2 separate regions of the Homo sapiens genome follow, and region 2 is linked to region 1. The links are chromatin loops, found by intact Hi-C in ENCODE. Cell type or tissue: Calu3. All regions are shown on one strand. Each heading gives the region's core, and the rest is flanking DNA. Links, peaks and the distances in the headings are about the cores only.

The links. Peaks named below come from ENCODE experiments on the same cell type or tissue, not always from the same donor. Only the 100,000 strongest peaks of a DNase experiment are listed, where the experiment ranks them.
Region 2: it touches region 1 in a loop (4-fold over the local background); 17 of 110 quality-filtered maps call a loop at or near these places.

Annotation. Positions count from the first base shown.
Region 1 is chr9:69,874,717-69,883,056 of GRCh38, reverse strand. The region is part of intron 4 of CFAP95 (cilia and flagella associated protein 95); the gene reads right to left. Among named protein-coding and RNA genes, the nearest start is that of CFAP95, 58 kb to the right of the region's middle. In Calu3, for the core only: a CTCF peak has its summit at 4,966 (motif pointing right); no DNase peak of the experiment used is centred there.
Region 2 is chr9:69,816,175-69,824,514 of GRCh38, reverse strand. It overlaps CFAP95 (cilia and flagella associated protein 95), which reads right to left and starts at 3,698. Exons shown (of 6, transcript NM_001010940.3): 1 at 3,484-3,698. The coding sequence starts at 3,635. It overlaps CFAP95-DT (CFAP95 divergent transcript), which reads left to right and starts at 3,776. Exons shown (of 2, transcript NR_038833.1): 1 at 3,776-3,865; 2 at 4,248-5,110. RefSeq lists a silencer at 3,723-3,782. In Calu3, for the core only: no CTCF peak of the experiment used is centred there; a DNase peak (open chromatin) is centred at 3,784.

The sequences.
Region 1 (8,340 bases), core at 236-8,235:
TGCTGATTTCTACCAAACATTTAAAGAACTGATACCAATCCTACTCAACTATTCTGAAATATAGAGGCAGAAGGTATACTTCCAAATTCATTCTAAGAGGCCAGTATTACCCTGATTCCAAAACCAGACAAAGACACATCAAAAAAAGAAAACTACAGGCCAGTATCTCTAATGAATATTGATGCACAAATCCTCAATAAAATACTAGCAAACCAAATTCAACAACACGTTAAAAAAATCATTCATCATGACCAAGCAGGATTTATCCCAGAGACACAAGGATGGTTCAACCTGTGCAAATCTATCAGTGTGATACATCATATCAACAGAATGAAGGATAAAAATTATACAGTCATTTCAATTGATGCAGAGAAAGTATTTGATAAAAGTTCAACATCCCTTTATAATACACATCCTCAAAAAATTGAGTATAGAAAGAACATACTTCAACATAATGAAAGCTTTATATGACAGACCCACAGCTAGTGTCATACTGAATGCAGAAAAACTGAAAGCCTTTCCTATAAAATCTGAAATACAACAAGGATGGCCACTTTCACCACTGTTATTCAACATAGTACTGGAAATCTTAGCTAGAGCAATTAGACAAAAAAAAGAAATAAAGGGCATCCAAATTGGAAAGGAAGAAGTCAAATTATCCTTGTTTGCACATGACATGATCTTATATTTAGAAAATCCTAAAGACCACCAAAGAAACTATACTGATAAACAAATTCAGTAAAGTTGCAGGACACAAAATCAACATACAAAAATCAGTGGCAGATCAGGCATGGTGGCTCATGCCCCCAGCATTTTAGGAGGCCAGGTGGGTGGATCACTTGAGGCCAGGAGTTCAAGACCAGCCTGGGCAACATGGTGAAACCCAGCTTCTACAAAAATACAAAAATTAGCCAGGTGTGGTGGCACACACCTCTAATCCCAGCTATTCAGGTGGCTGAGGCAGGAGAATTGCTTGAACTTGGGAGGCAGCGGTTGCAGTGAGACATGATCACACTACTGCATTCCACCCTGGGTGACAGAGCAAGACGGTCTCAAAAAAAAAAAAGGCATTTCTATATGTTAACAGGGAACAATCTGAAAAAGAAATTTAAAAAAAACCTAATCCCATTTACGATAGCCACAAATAAAATTAGATACCTAGGAATTAACCAAAGAAGTGAAAGATCTCTACAATGAAAACTATAAAACATGGATGAGAGAAATTGAAGAGAACACCACAAAATGGAAAAATATTTTATGTTCATGGCTTGGAAAACTCAATATTGTTAAAATGTCCATATTACCCAGAGCAATCTACAGATTCAATGCAACCCCTATCAAAATACCAATGACATCTTTTATGGAAATAGAAGAAACAATCCTAAAATGTATATGGAATAACAAAAGACACAGAATAGCCAAAGCTATCCTGAGCCAAAAGAACAAAACTGCAAGAGTCACATTATTTGACTTCAAATTATGTTACAAAGCTATAGTAACCAAAACAGCATGGTATTAGCATAAAAACAGACACACAGACCAATGGAACAGAATACAGAACCCAGAAACAAATCCACACACCTACAGTGAATTCATTTTTGAGAAAGGTGCCAAGAACAGACACTGGAGAAAAGACAGTCTCTTCAACAAACGGTGCTGGGGAAACTGGATTTCCATATGCAGAAAATGAAACTAGACCCCTATCTCTCACCATATACAGAAATCAAATCAAAATGGATTAAAGACTTTAATCTGTGACCTCAAACTATGAAACTACTACAAGAAAACATTGGGAAAAATCTCCAGGACATTGGTCTGGGCAAAGACTTCTTGAGCAATACTCCACAAGCACAGGCAGCCAAAGCAAAAGTAGACAAATGGGATCACATCAAGTTAAAAATCTTCTGCATGGCAAAGGATACAATCAACAAAGCGAAGGGATAACCCACAGAATTGGAGAAAATATTTACAAACTACCCATCTGACAAGGGATTAGTTACCAGAATATATAAAGAGCTCAAACAACTCTACAGGAAAAAAAAAATCTAATAATCCTATCAAAAAATGGGCCAAAGATTTGAATAGACATTTCTCAAAAGAAGACATACAAGTGGCAAATAGGCATATGAAAAGGTGCTCAACATCATTGATCATTAGAGAAATGCAAACCAAAACTACAATGAGATATCATCTCATGCCGGTTAAAATGGCTTATATCCACAAGACAGGCAATAACAAATGCTGGTGAGGATGTGGAGAAAAGGAAACCCTTATATACTGTTGTAAGAATGTAAATTAGTACAACCACTATGGAGAACAGTTTGGAGGTTCCTCAAAAAGCTAACAATTGAGCTATCATATGATGCAGCAATCCCACTGCTGGGTATATATGCAAAACAAAGGAAATCAGTATATCAAAGAAATACCTGCACTCCCAAGTTTGTTGCAGCACTGTTCACAATAGCCAAGATTTGGAAGTAACCTAAGAATTCATCAACAGGTGAATGGATAGAGAAAATGTGGTACTTATAGACAATGAACCACTATTCAGCCATTAAAAAGAATGAGATTCTGTCTTTTGCAACAACATTGATAGAACAGGAGATCACTATGTTAAGTGAAATAAGCCAGGCACAAAAAAAACAAATATCACATGTTCTCACCGTGTTTGAGGGATCTACAAACCAAAACAACTGAACTCATGGACATAGGGAGTAGAAGGATGGTTACCAGAGGATGGGAAGGATAGTCAGGGCAGGGAAGGGATGGCATAGTGGGGAGGTGGGATGGTGAATGGGTACAAAAAATAATAGAGAGAATGAGTAAGACCTAGTATTTAATAGCACAACGTGGGGACTATAGTCAATAGTAATTTAATTGTACACTTTAAAATAACTAAAAGAGTATAATTGGATTGTTTGTAACACAAAGGATAAATGCTTGAGAGGATGGATACCCAGTTTTTCATGATGTGATTATTATGCATTGCATGCCTGTACCAAAATCTCATGTATTCTATAAATACATACACCTACTATGTACCCACAAAAATTAAACATAAAATAATAAAAAATAAACCAAAACAAACAAAAATATATAAAAGTATATACAGTGTGATGTGAGAGACCAAAATAGATGCCCCTTTATCAACTAAGACAGAACCTAAGGTTAAAAAAAAAACAAAAAGTTACCTATGGGTTGGGGATTCAGGGATGGTTTGGCATGGCAAATTTCTAAATTCTCACTAAATATCCTAACAATAGGAGATATCAGGCCAATTGTCCTAATTCTGACTTACGATCCAAACCACTATGACTCTAATTGGATAAAGGACTGGCCTTACAAACTTTCTTCTCTGATAAGCAATTGCAGACCTTTAAACAGTTTCAGCCAGCTGATAGAGGCTGTGCATAAACTGTCTTTGTGTCCTAAAGTTCACCCTTTGATAAAGCCAAATTCCACCTCATTTTAATGTTAAAACCCAGTCCCAAAGTGAACGTAGGATGTATGTCATATGCATATTTATCCATTACATATGCGCACAGCTCCCTCATAAATACGTATAGCTTTTCCCCCCGAACCTCCTGAATATGCATGATTCAGGCCCTGTGAGGCATAAAACCCAAACTGTGCTTCCCCTCGTCCATGCTGGAGACTTTCTCTTCCCAGCTTCCAAACCAATATCTCCAATAAAGCTCTCCTTTCTACTATTTAGCCATCCTGGTGATCTTTTGGTCAACAATAGCAAATATTAACCAAAGGAAATTGAATTCTTATAATAACATCCTATGTAAGAGACTTTGAGCAAAAATTACTAGTTACAAAGATCATTATCTACTGATTAAAAGAGCAAGTCACCAAGAAAGTATATAACAATCTTATGTCAATAAACCTAACAACATATAGAATATTGACACTGTTTGGATATTTGTCCCTGCCCAAATCTCATGTTGAATTGTAATTCCCAATACTGGAGGTGAGGCCTGGGGGGAGGTGTTTGGGTCATGGAGGCAGATCCCTCATGGCCTGGTGCCATCGTCATAATAGTGAGTGAGTTCTCGCACTATCTGGTCATATAAAAGTGTGTAGCTCCTGCCCCCCAACTCTCTTTCTTGCTCCTGCTTCTGCCATGCGATGTGCCTGCTCCCCCTTCACCTTCTGCCATGAGTAAAAGCTGTCTGAGGACTCCCTAGAAGCTGAGCAGATGCCAGCACCATGTTTCCTATAAAGCCTGTAGAACTGTGAGCCAATTAAACCTCTTTTCTTTGTAAATTACCCAGTCTCAGGGATTTCTTTATAGCAATGCAAGAACAGCCCAATACAAATACGTAAGACAAAAATAGACCAGAATCACAGAAATAAAATGACAAATCCACATTTATGCAGGAAGATTGTAACACACATTTCTCAACCCTTTGGTTCCTTAAATCCAAATCTCTACATACATCCTCCAAAACCATACAGGTCAACAGTAAAGCAAATAAAACTTCACAATTGCCCAGAGGTAGAGCATAGTGAAGGATAGGGAATACCACAAACTTGGATTTACATGTAGGTAGAACAGTCCAGAATCCGTAGAGCCAAATCAGAGCCCATGCTGAAACAGAATCAGGCAGGGATTATATGGAAGACAGGAGAGGTGGCAAGTCTCTAGCAGGGGTGAAACACAGAGGACAGCACCCACAGAAGGAGAACGCCCTTCCCTGATGAGGAAATCGTAAGAACAAGTCTAAGACCAGAAGATCTGAAGCATGACTTTTCAAGGAAGTATCCAGGACCACAGTTATAGTCTTGGGAAGACACTGCTTCTGGGAAGGAGCAGTACAACTAGAAGGTAAAGAAAAATGAGAAATAAAACACAAGAAAATAAGGATCCTAGGGCTGTAAGGTAGTATCACGATTATCAGTAAACATCACTCCCTCCTATGTTTCACCACCCCAGAAACGTGTCATTAATTAAATAAGCCTCACTTCACTGTTAGAACTGAAGAGGGCACTCTTGAACTAGGATATTGAGCAAACTGCCCAAAGTTTTCATTCCTCCTGGATAGAATTATCTATGATTGCTGCTAGTCCAGGAAAATCCATCATACTTTAAATGAACAGAACAAGGCAACATTACTATGAGAAGAACACAATAAAGAAGAATAAAAACTAAGCTCATGAAAATTCTCCCCCTGAAATAGTCCCAGTCACAGAAGTCCTCCATTAGCATTTCTATTCAATAATGCACTAGAGAGCCTAGAAAATGCAGTAAAACAAGAAAGACAAGCAAAATCAACATTAGCAAATAGCATAATTGGAATAAAGGAAACAAAATCATCATCTTCCATGGATGACAAAGTTGTTTACATTTTTAAAAATACAAGAGAATCTACAAATTATAACAATAGGCAAGTTTCAGCAAGGTTGTTGGATAAAAGATCAATATACAAAAATAGCATAGCCATATACCTGCAACAAGAAATTAGAAAGCATAATCAAAGGAGGAAAATCCCATTTATACTTGCAACAAAATATCTGTTTCCTATAAGAATACATGTAACAGAAGATATACAAGTCATTTATGGGGAAAATACAAAATGTTGTGGAAAAACGTAAAATAATTTATGTACGTGTGGAATGGTGGATATAATGATAGCAATTATTCCATCCAAAAAATTTAAAGCACTTCCAATCTAAACACCAATAAGGTGTTTTGTAGAACTTGACAAACAAATCCTAATAGTCATATGACTCTATGAAGTGCCAAAGAGAGTCAGTATAAAAATAGACCAATTGAGAAAATGTAAAGCCTAGAAGCAGAACTGCTTAAATATAGGAATTTGGTGTATGATGGAAATGGCCTTACAAGTTAGTGAGGAAAGAGTGAGTCACGTGATGCTGGGCTAAACCTTTAGTCTTATAAAAATATTACATATAAGCATATATAATTACATGTATATTACGTATATATGTATGCATTATATATGAAATTTCTAAAATTTTAGAATTTGACATTTCATATTTAGGTCTTGACTAAATTGTAAATTAAAACTTCTGTTGATCAAAAGATACTATAAACAAAGTTTTCAGAAAAGTCATAGACTGGAAGAAGATGTTTATTATAAATCTAACCAAAAGGCTGGGTGCAGTGGCTCATGCCTGTAATCCCAACACTTTGGGAGGCCAAGGCAGGTGGATCACTTGAGGTCAGGAGTTTGAGACCAGCCTGGCCAACATGGTGAAACCCCGTCTCTACTAAAAATACAAAAATTAGCCAGGCGTGCTGGCGGGTGCCTGTAGTCCCAGCTACTTGGGAGGCTGAGGCAGGGGAATCACTTGAACCCAGGAGGCGGAGGTTGCAGTGAGCCAAAACTGCGCCATTGCACTCTAGCCTGGGAGACAGCGCAAGACTCCATCTCAAAAAAATAGTAAAATAAAATGAAATAAATCTAACCAAAAGAGGATCAATAAAATAAATCTAACCAAAAGAGGATTAATAACAGAATTAATTTTTTAAAACTCTTTTTTTTTTCTTTTTAGACAAAATCTCACTCTGTCATCCCCAGGCTGGAGTGCAGTGGCACAATCATGGCTCACTGCAACCTCTGCCTCCCAGGTTCAAGCAATTCTCCTGCCTCAACCTTCCAAGTAGCTGGAACTACAGGCATGCATCACCAGGCCCAAGTAATTTTTGTATTTTTAGTAGAGATGGGGTTTTGTCATGTTGGCCAGGCTGGTCTTGAACTCCTGGCCTCAAGAGATCCACCTGCCTTGGTCTCCCAAAATGCTGGGATTATAGGCCTGAGCCACTGTGCCCAGCCTTTAAAACTCTTGCAAATCAAATTTAGTAATTAGTGAAATGCAAAGTAAAACAACAATGAAATGCCATGTAATATCTATTAGATTGATAAAAATTAAAAATCCCTATTTATAAGGATATGAAACAATAAATATGTTCAAGCAAAACTAGTGGCAATATCTTGCAAAATTGAAGGTGCATATGTCTTATTACCCAACAATTCTGAGTATAAAGAAAACTCTTTTTTAAAAAATGTTATTGCGAATTGGTGATTTATAATTGTAATATTTATGGTGTATAAAGAAACTCTTACATATATATTCAAGGAGATGTGTATAATGACAGTTACTGTGGCCTTATTTGTAATAGTGAAAATTTGGAAGCTAATGTCCTGCAAGAAAATGGATATATTGAATGGCCATATAAATCATGATAAACCATTTCTTTAAAAACATTGAAGCATGTATAGTAAAAATATTAACTTACATTATAACTGGGTAATGAGTAGATGGATGTTTGAAGAGTATTTTAGATAATGAAAATATTCCATAATCTTAAAATATGTTTGTGTTAATAGACAACAGTGAACTTGCTTCCCTACCCTCTTCCTACTCAAAGTTATGACTCAAATGATATGCTTATCAGGAACCCCAGCAGAACACTGGAGAGTTGCTTTGGGTAGAACTGTCCTGCAGGTCAGCTTTTGGGTATCTCTCCACTCGTGTAAAGCAGATAGAAACCTATCCCTCCTAATTGAGCCCTTTTGCCTCTCCTTATTATCACCTCCCAGCACAGAGTCTGATACAAAGTAGGCAATGAGAAACATTCATTGAATATTTAAATCAATAAAAATAAAATTAGAATATAAAGAGATATAGATTAACTACACTGAGTATGCAAAGTAAATACAGGTGAAAGATTAAAACATTCAGTTATCTTTCTAAAAAGGCATTGTGGAACAAAATGGAAACTTTTATAATATTGAATGATGACTTTCAGCCAATTACTCACCAACTCTTTGTGATTGCCTTCTCCTTCCCTCACCCCCTTAAAAAAAAAATCCAAAAAACAGGGCAACAATCAATTTTTAAGTGATAGAGAGTACATTATGTGCTCCCCAAATTTGAAATAAGGTGGTCTTTTGAGAATAAAAATATGGGAAATCAACATGGATATTCCTCTAGATATTAGCTGTAGCAAAAAGAACAAGTCCATTAAGAGAAATGCCCTTCAGAGAAACTCCAGGAAGCAAGAGGTCAGAAAAACAACAGAGGCATTATTTCTAGGCATTGTCTTGGGGAAGAGGTATCCTGGTTTACAAACAGATCCCCCTGGTTCTGGAAGCAGAGCTGGACTACATCAATGTCAATCCACCAACCCGGACTTACTGACAGCCAACAGTGATTTAAGTCATTATCTGGAACCAGCAGGAACAAGCCTGTGCCAGGTGGCTCTGCTTTACAGCTCCCATCCCTACTCGTGGCTCTTAGGTCCAAATACCAGTCTGATCAGGGCCCTCTTTGGGATTTCCTTTTCTTAATAGAAACTACTGGAAA
Region 2 (8,340 bases), core at 118-8,117, 58 kb after region 1:
GCTGAAACAAAAAGGCAGAGCGTTGCTTGCTTTGTTTGACCTCAGTTGGGAACATGCACGTAGGGCAACTCAAATTTTTTTGCCTTTTTTCCGCTCTGAGAATGTCTACAAATGACCACAAAAGTGCATCAAGTATTAATTTTGACTTACAAATAAATCGTAGCAAGTGGGTGAATTTACAAACACAGAATCCGGAAATAATAAGGATCAACTGTATTTGTCAACTATTGAAAAAGAATTCTGTTTCCTGTGGGGCTGTTCTTTACTATTCCACTGCACTTGCCTGTTCTTTTTTGTCCCTATCCTTAGTTCAAAACCCTGCTCAGGAACCAACCTCCCCACCACACCATTACCTCTGCTTCTTATAATCATTTCTTTTTTGCAAAAATCAGATGATACTGAATTTATTGATATTATTCTCCTTTTCTGCCCTATGGAGCTCCTTGAGGTCAATGGCCATGTCCTAATACATATAACTAACTGTCAGGCCTCTGAGCCCAAACTAAGCCATCATATCGCCGGTGACCTGCACGTACACATCTAGATGGCCAGTTCCTGCCTTAACTGATGACATTCCACCACAAAAGAAGTGAAAATGGCCTGTTCCTGCCTTAACTGATGAGATTATCTTGTGAAATTCCTTCTCCTGGCTCATCCTGGCTCAAAAAGCTCCACCACTGAGCATCTTGTGACCCCCACTCCTGCCCGCCAGAGAACAAATCCCATTTGACTGTAATTTTCCTTTATCTATCCAAATCCTATAAAACGGCCCCACCCTTATCTCCCTTCACTGACTCTCTTTTCAGACTCAGCCCGCCTGCACCCAGGTGAAATAAACAGCCTTGTTGCTCACACAGAGCCTGTTTGGTGGTCTCTTCAAATGCACGTGAGCGAAACTAACTTCTACTGTTCTTAATATGTGGCAGGCCATGTGTTAAAGGGTGTTTTACATATCATACCTCATGTAATCTTATAATAATCCTATCATCCCCATTTTACAGTTGCAGAAACAGGCCCAGAGCAGTCAAGTCACTTGCCGCAACACACAGCAAGAGAGTTAGTTTTCAAACCTAGAGCCCGAGTTTTAACCATTATGCTATGCTAAATCAATAGTGTTAGCTACTGATACGGTTTGACTCTGTGTCCCCACCCAAATCTCATCTTGATTTGTAATCCCCACATCGGGAGGGACCTGTAGTCCCCATGTGTCAAGGGAGGTAGGTGATTGGATCATGAGAGCAGTTGTCCCCATGCTATCATGATAGTGAGTGAGTTCTCAAAAGATTTGATGGTTTTATCAGCGTTTCGAAGTTCCTCCTTCACCCTTCTCTCTCCTGCTGCCTTGTGAAGAAGGTGCTTGCTTTGCCTTTGCCTTCCACCATGGTTGTAAGTTTCCTGAGGCCTCCCAAGACCTGCTGAACTGTAAGTCAATTAAACCTCTTTCCTTTATAAATTACCCAGTCTCCAGTATTTATTTATAGCTGTATGAAAATGTACTCATACAGCTACCCTATATTATTGACAACTTATGATTTTCCTAGAATGATGCTAAATGCTTTATAAAATTTATCTCATTGAATCTGTTTCTCTACCTCTATGTCCCCAACATGTAGCAAAGTGCATGACACACAAATGTATGTTGGGTTGAATTTAAGTCTTCCTGTTCCCCAGCCTTCCTTCTAAAACCAACGCATGAGGTCCCGCTATATTTTCAGCAGCGGCTGGAATGACTTACAGCGTTCCACTATCCTTCTCTCCTCACCAGGTTCCTCACCTTCTTCTCATTTGTGTTCTTCTGTGGTTTTGCTATTGATGTCTGTAACTTTCACAATGCAATTTTCAAAGTAATAGTGGTGCAGCAGAGAGCAGAAGCACTGTCCCTTTGCAAAAAGTCTTTCTCTTTAACAATAACTTCTAGTGGTGATTTATGGTATGACTCAAATCTCTGTGGGGTAACAGAGTCACAGAAGAGCTAAGTGTTTTGCTTGAGAGCTATGAGGTAAGCCCTATATGAGGCTAAAAGAGGATGTTCTGTTTCCCAGTGTAGTTTTGGATTCCAAATCTGTATAACTTCTCATACTGAGTTCAAAGGAGGAAGAGAGACAGTTTCAGGGTTGAGAAGTAAAAGCAGAAAGGTAAACTTGTTGGAAAGCAGGGAATAGGCTTTAGAAAGTTTGCAAGACAGAAACTGCAGGGGTCGCATATATTACATGAATGAATGGGATGAAGTCGGGCTTAGCCTTAGGGCTAGAGTCAAAATCACTCATTTCTTTCAAAAGCAAAAACATAAAGTAGACAAGATTTGTGACTTCTTTTCATTTCTTTTTTTTCTTCACGCCCCTCCCAAATATTCCAACCACTCCAAATGTAATTACTATCAACAGCAGAGCCAGGAAAGTTAATTCAAGGGAAAGAATTTGAAAAGTCCTAAAAGTTTCCACTTTTCTTCCAGTTATACATCACAGTGTTGCTATTGGTCACTGTGATATTTAATAAGAGAAAGTGAATTTCCAGGTCAAGTTCTAAAGCACAAGAAGTAAACCAAATGCTTCTTGGGGCCAAGCAAGAACTTACACGAGGGAAGTTCCTAAAGACAGAACAACACCCATCTTAAGGTGTAGCCAGTGCTCAGCTCTGGTACATTCATAGTTCCCCAGAGAAATAAAATCCTCTCTGGCCAAGACTTTCAAATTTTCAAAGATACAACCCTGGATTTACTGTGAATCTCCTAGTTTTAAATGTGGCCAACTAATTAAAATGAAAAAAAAAAAAAGTAAACAGAGCTCATGCCAAACAATGTCTGTTGGCCTTAACCAGTGGGAGATGCCAGTTTGCAGTCTCTGGCCAGAAAAGTTCTTGTATGTAGCCTAGAAAATATGAGGGGCCTCGTTCAAATCACTCCATGTACACCCTACCCCCAGGAAGTGGCAGCCCTGGAGGCTGGTCCTCTAAATAGGCATCTCCCTCCTGCTGTGCCCCTGGCCTCTAATTCCTTTTATGAGTAAGTGCCTGTGTCAGAAATGTGATTTCCAGGCCTCTGACAGCACCCCCTTTTCACCCCCTATTTATACACACCCGCTCTGTGTGAATGAGCTAAAACCTCAGGTGGCGGGGATTTGGCTGCTGCGTGGCCCAGTGTGTGGCTGGGAGCTGCCCCTGAAAGGCTCTCCTATTTCCTCCTCTCTGCTCCAACCCTCTCTCCCACTCTCTCTATTTCTCCTTTGAAAATATTTCTTTCCCTTTTCTTTCTTTTCTCTCTTTTCCTCCTTCCCATTCCTCTCTCGTCTCATCTTTTTCTCACCTTTCTTCTCATTTCCTTCTTTCTCTACATTTCTCCCCCACTTTTCTCATTCTTTTTTCCGTTTCCTCTGTCGTCTCCACTCCTGTCCCCTCTCTCTGACTCTCCTTTCCTTTCCTGTTCCATCCTTTCCCCTCTCTTTCCTCCCCGCAGCACCCGGGAACTTGCGAGGGGACTTCGCTCACCAGGAATACACCAACACCGGCTTCGAGTATTTCTTGTGATGGGAGCGGAGGGTCAGGGAGCCCTTGCGCTCCACCAAGTCCGGTGGTCCGATCTCCAACCAGTGTTGCTTCCTGTCGCACCAGTCCTGGCAGGATCTGTCAAGGCTATCCATGGGAGCCCTCGAGGTACAGACCTCTGAGGAGTTCCCTATGCACCTGTCCTGCCCGGCAGGAACGTAAGTACCAAGATTCGGCGTCTCTTATCTCCTAAGCAACCTGGGGCGGGGCCAGTGGAGGGGCGGATCCCTCCAACCTGACGGCCAAACGTTTCCTAGACGTTGTCGTTACTGATAAGAAACTACATTTCCCAGAATGCAGTGAGGGTAGCGACCGGGCTACACAGGTGATGAAGGGGGGAACTGCATCCTGGGATCCGCAGTTTCGCCTGTCCACCCGCCAAATCCTAAGAGTGGCTGAGCGCAGTTATTGGGGAGTGGTAGGTCAGTTAAGGACCAAGGGAAGAGCAAATTCCCTGAACCCCGAGTGGGTCTGTTCGGGCTGTCTTTAGAGAAGTTCTTTTGTGTGTGTGTGTGTGTGTGTGTGTGTGTGTGTGTGTGTGTCCGAGTCTCACTCTGTCGCCCAGGCAGGCTGGAGTGCAGTGGCACGATCTTGGCTCACTGCAACCTCCGCCTCCCAGGTTCAAGCGATTCTCCTGCCTCAGCCTCCCAAGTAGCTGGGATTACAGGGTCTCGCCACCACACCCGGCTAATTTTTTGTATTTTTAGTAGAAACAGGGTTTCACCATGTTGGCCATGCTGGTCTCGAACTCCAGAACTCAAGTGATCCGTCCGCCTCGGTCTTCCAAACTGCTGGGATTACAGGCGTGAGCCACCGCGCCCAGCCTTTGGGGAAGTTCTTTTTACCGTCCATCATCCATTGCCACCACACCTTCTGCTTACGAGTTATTTATAATAAGTTTAACTAAAAGAGAACGAGAGAACATCCCCTGAAACCCAAAGTTTGTCATTCTATACAGCTTTCCTGCCTGCAAAAGAGGAGGAGCAGACTCATCCAGCAAATCACCTAAAAAGTTTGAAGATCAAAAAGCCTAGCTCCAGTTTCAGATCCTTCCCCTACCTTTCTGAACACTAGTTTCTTCCTCTGAAAAACGAAAGAGGGAACGGGACCGTAGAGTGGAGTGGGCACAAGAATCGCAAGTCCCTTCTGGCTATGACGCTGCAAGACTCTAGGTACAGTTTAGGACTCCGGGCATTCAGATCCCCGGGACTTGTCAAGTTCTCCTCATTGACATTTTTGATATTTCGTGACAACACAAATTCATCACATTTTTGTGCTGTGTGTTATATGTGGGAAGGAGATTTTAAAAAGATTGCCTTTTGAAGTTATTGGATAGCTGTGTTACAGAAGAAAACATTGCCTTCAAGAAGTTATTGGATAGATATGTTACAGAAGAAAAGACGTTTGTTTCATTTTTGACTTTGCAGGAAAAGAATATGTAACACATCAGAATTCTTCTCTCCTCCCTGGCCTTAGTCGAGTACCTGAGGGGCATTAAAGCACTTCCTCCTTGCAATCACTTACCCAGCATAGTCCTTAATACAGATATCTTCATTGTTGAATGAATGAATGAATGTTCATTATGTTTGATTACCTTAGGTTTACTTTCCAAAAGTGTCTTACTTGAGGAAGACCACATCTACACAAAAAAATCAAACTTTAAAACAGAGTAAGAGACCATTCACACTACAAATAGATTCTCGGTTTATAAAAGATGTGTTATAGTGCTCCCATAAATAGTGAGGCACTCTTCTGTATCAGATGGCACAAATTTGATTACATATAACTACTAAGTGCTTTTCCGTGGTCTGTGGTTCATAGTGTGGGTGCCTGTGGTATGCTAAGGTCTCTATTTTACTGACAGCCACAGTTAAAATATATTTCTTAAAACCAAATAAACAGTCCACCATCACCAGCCAAATGCTAGGAGAGTGCTGACTGCTATTTTAGCTGCTTTCTTCTAGGCAGAATGAAAAGAAAAACATAAGTTAACTTTAAAAGGGGAAATATGATCCATGTCAAGCTCAATTCTGTCCAATCAAAGCACAGAATATTGCTGTTGTTCCAAAAATATTATCATCATTGCTGTCATCTGTTCATGTGTTCATTTTACTTACGTTTAGAGTGGCGGTAACATAATATATGTGAAACCAATATGTCAGATCTCTGCAGACAATTTCTCTCAAAGATGGAAGCTGCCCAAGGCCAAGCTCTTTCCACAGTGCATAAGTACCACAGAGATTTAAAAGCTTTTCAGCACACCAAGGAGCAATAAGTTAAGAAAACATGCAAAACAAACATAGCTGGTTATTTTAGAGTTCCTTAAGCCAAGCCAACCACCTATTAGAGTTTGTGAATATGCTTTTTGTTATACTCACTTTCCTGTTTGTATCAAATTTATAAACTTCATTGTCTTCTGTGTCTACTAAATACTTTTCAACATCCTTGTCCTAGGATTTAGGATACTAATTCTGTGATATCCTCGAGTTTATGTGCATTCCATTCTCTTTGTATACACCAATACATACTGTAGAATTTTGGTTTCTTGATTCTTTATCAATAAAATAGGAATAGAACAGCACTTATTGCAGAGGGTTTTTTTGTTTTTTTTTTGTTTTGTTTTTTTTTTTTTTTGAGATGGAGTCTCACTCTGTCACCCAGGCTGGGGTGCAGTGGCACGATCTCAGCTCACTACAAGCTCCGCCTCCCAGGTTCACGCCATTCTCCTGCCTCAGCCTCCCGATTAGCTGGGACTACAGGCGCCCGCCACCACGCCCGGCTAATTTTTTGAATTTTTTTAGTAGAGATGCGGTTTCACCGTGTTAGCCAGGATGGTCTCGATCTCCTGACCTCGTGATCCGCCCATCTCGGCCTCCCAAAGTGCTGGGATTACAGGCGTGAGCCACTGCGCCCGGCCAACGGTTCTTATTAGAATTACATAAGATAATAAATACATTGAAAGCAGGTAGAACAGTGCCTAATAGATGCTCAGTCCTCACTTAAATTTAAACTTCTGCTGCTAGTATTATTACATCCTGACTTTGTCTTTATCATTTGTAAAAATATCCTAAAATGTGGTGGGTTTTTTTGTGTGGAGTTTCCTATACTCACTGTTTTCAACCTTTATCTGTTTACAAGCTCTTTTTAATGAATATCTTTTTTATTCTAGTTTAATATGAAATTTAATAGCCTGGATCAGAAAAATGTAGGCAAGAAATTTGGATATGGTACCAGCGATAACGATAAATTTGCATTCCTATAGAATCCTTTCTCTTCAAGACTATAAGTAAGTTTTATACTTTTTAAATGTGAAATCACTGATCCTCAACATACTTGAGTTATCCCTGTTTTCCTCAAACTTTATCAAACCACTGAAGTATAGAGCTTAAAGCAATGCCTTCTATTTATATTAATCCCTTCGTGCTGTAATATCCCTATGGTGAGAAAACTAGGGCTCAGGTTGGGGAGGAATTGGGACTTTTCTGTAAGATAAGTGTAGGCAGGCCAACTCAGGAAGTGAGCTTATGCTAATAAATTTCCTTATTAGCTTTATCAGATTCCTGAAGAGATTGCCAAGAACTGAACAGGGCAGCAAACCTAAAACAGATGTAAACCAACCAGATGCAAACGTCTGTGGGGGCAAACCTCTTTGCCATCTCCTTTCCCTTCCTGTCTTGATCTGTGCTCAATTCCTGGAAAAGCCCCTACTCAGGATCTCCTAAAGTCTCCAGTAGCATGTTTTCCCCCACCATTAAAATTACTTCTCTCTATCAAATGTCTTTTAATTATGCTGAGAGACAAGAATTTAACGTTGCTTAAGAAAACTAATTTGTACTATCTCTATGTCAAATACAGTTTAAATATATTAAAAACTCCTGTTTAAATTGTATAGCACTCAGAAACTAAAAACTAAGCAGTGATGTCCTAATCAAGGATTGTATAGTTTTTTTTTTTTTTACTACTCCAGGAATAGGGACTTCCTGTTACTCACATATACATCTGTGGTTTTCCTTTTGAGTATTCTTTACAAAAAGTTGGAGTCCACCTGCTACGTCAAAATGAATAAGAGGTTCTTGCTCAGAAAAGGGGGGATTGGGGGACACACTGGGGCTGGTGAGGAACCAGACCTCCCCATCTCCAGCTCCCCCCATCCCTATTTTCTTTCCCCTCTTCCTCTCTCTTCTTCTTTTGCTTTTTCCCACTTTCCCCCTCATCCCTTACTTTTCCATGTCCTACTCCTTTTCTTCTTTCTTCCCCTATTTCTCCCTCTCCTCCTCCTCTCTGTCTCTCTGTTTCCTTCCTCTCTTCTTCCAACTTTGAGAAGTAGTATGGATTTTGGAGTCAGAATCTATTGTTGAAAACCCAGGTACAAATCAAATGAAAGAAAAATAATCAGATCTAGAAACCAGAGCCAAAATTTATATGAATAAGTTTATGTCTCACAACTCTCAAAGGAATCAACTTCAGCAAAACTTCAATCTTCTTTCCTTTCCTGTAACTGTAACTACCAACAGTCTTTTTTAGAATGATTTTAACCTTGAGTATGATTCCTCTGTGCTTCTAATTTGGACTGTGAATCAATTTGGCATCTACTTGTCCTTAAGCCATTATCACTAACTAGCATTGATTAAGTGCTAACATGCAATAGGCATTATTTCTGGAACTCCTACTGTCAGCATGGGGGATTAATTTATTAAATATTCAATGTATACTATAATTCAACATTTCCTTCATTTTAATATCTAATCCAGCCAATAAGTGAAATACCTTGACAGAGTTATTCATAATTATTATGATAAA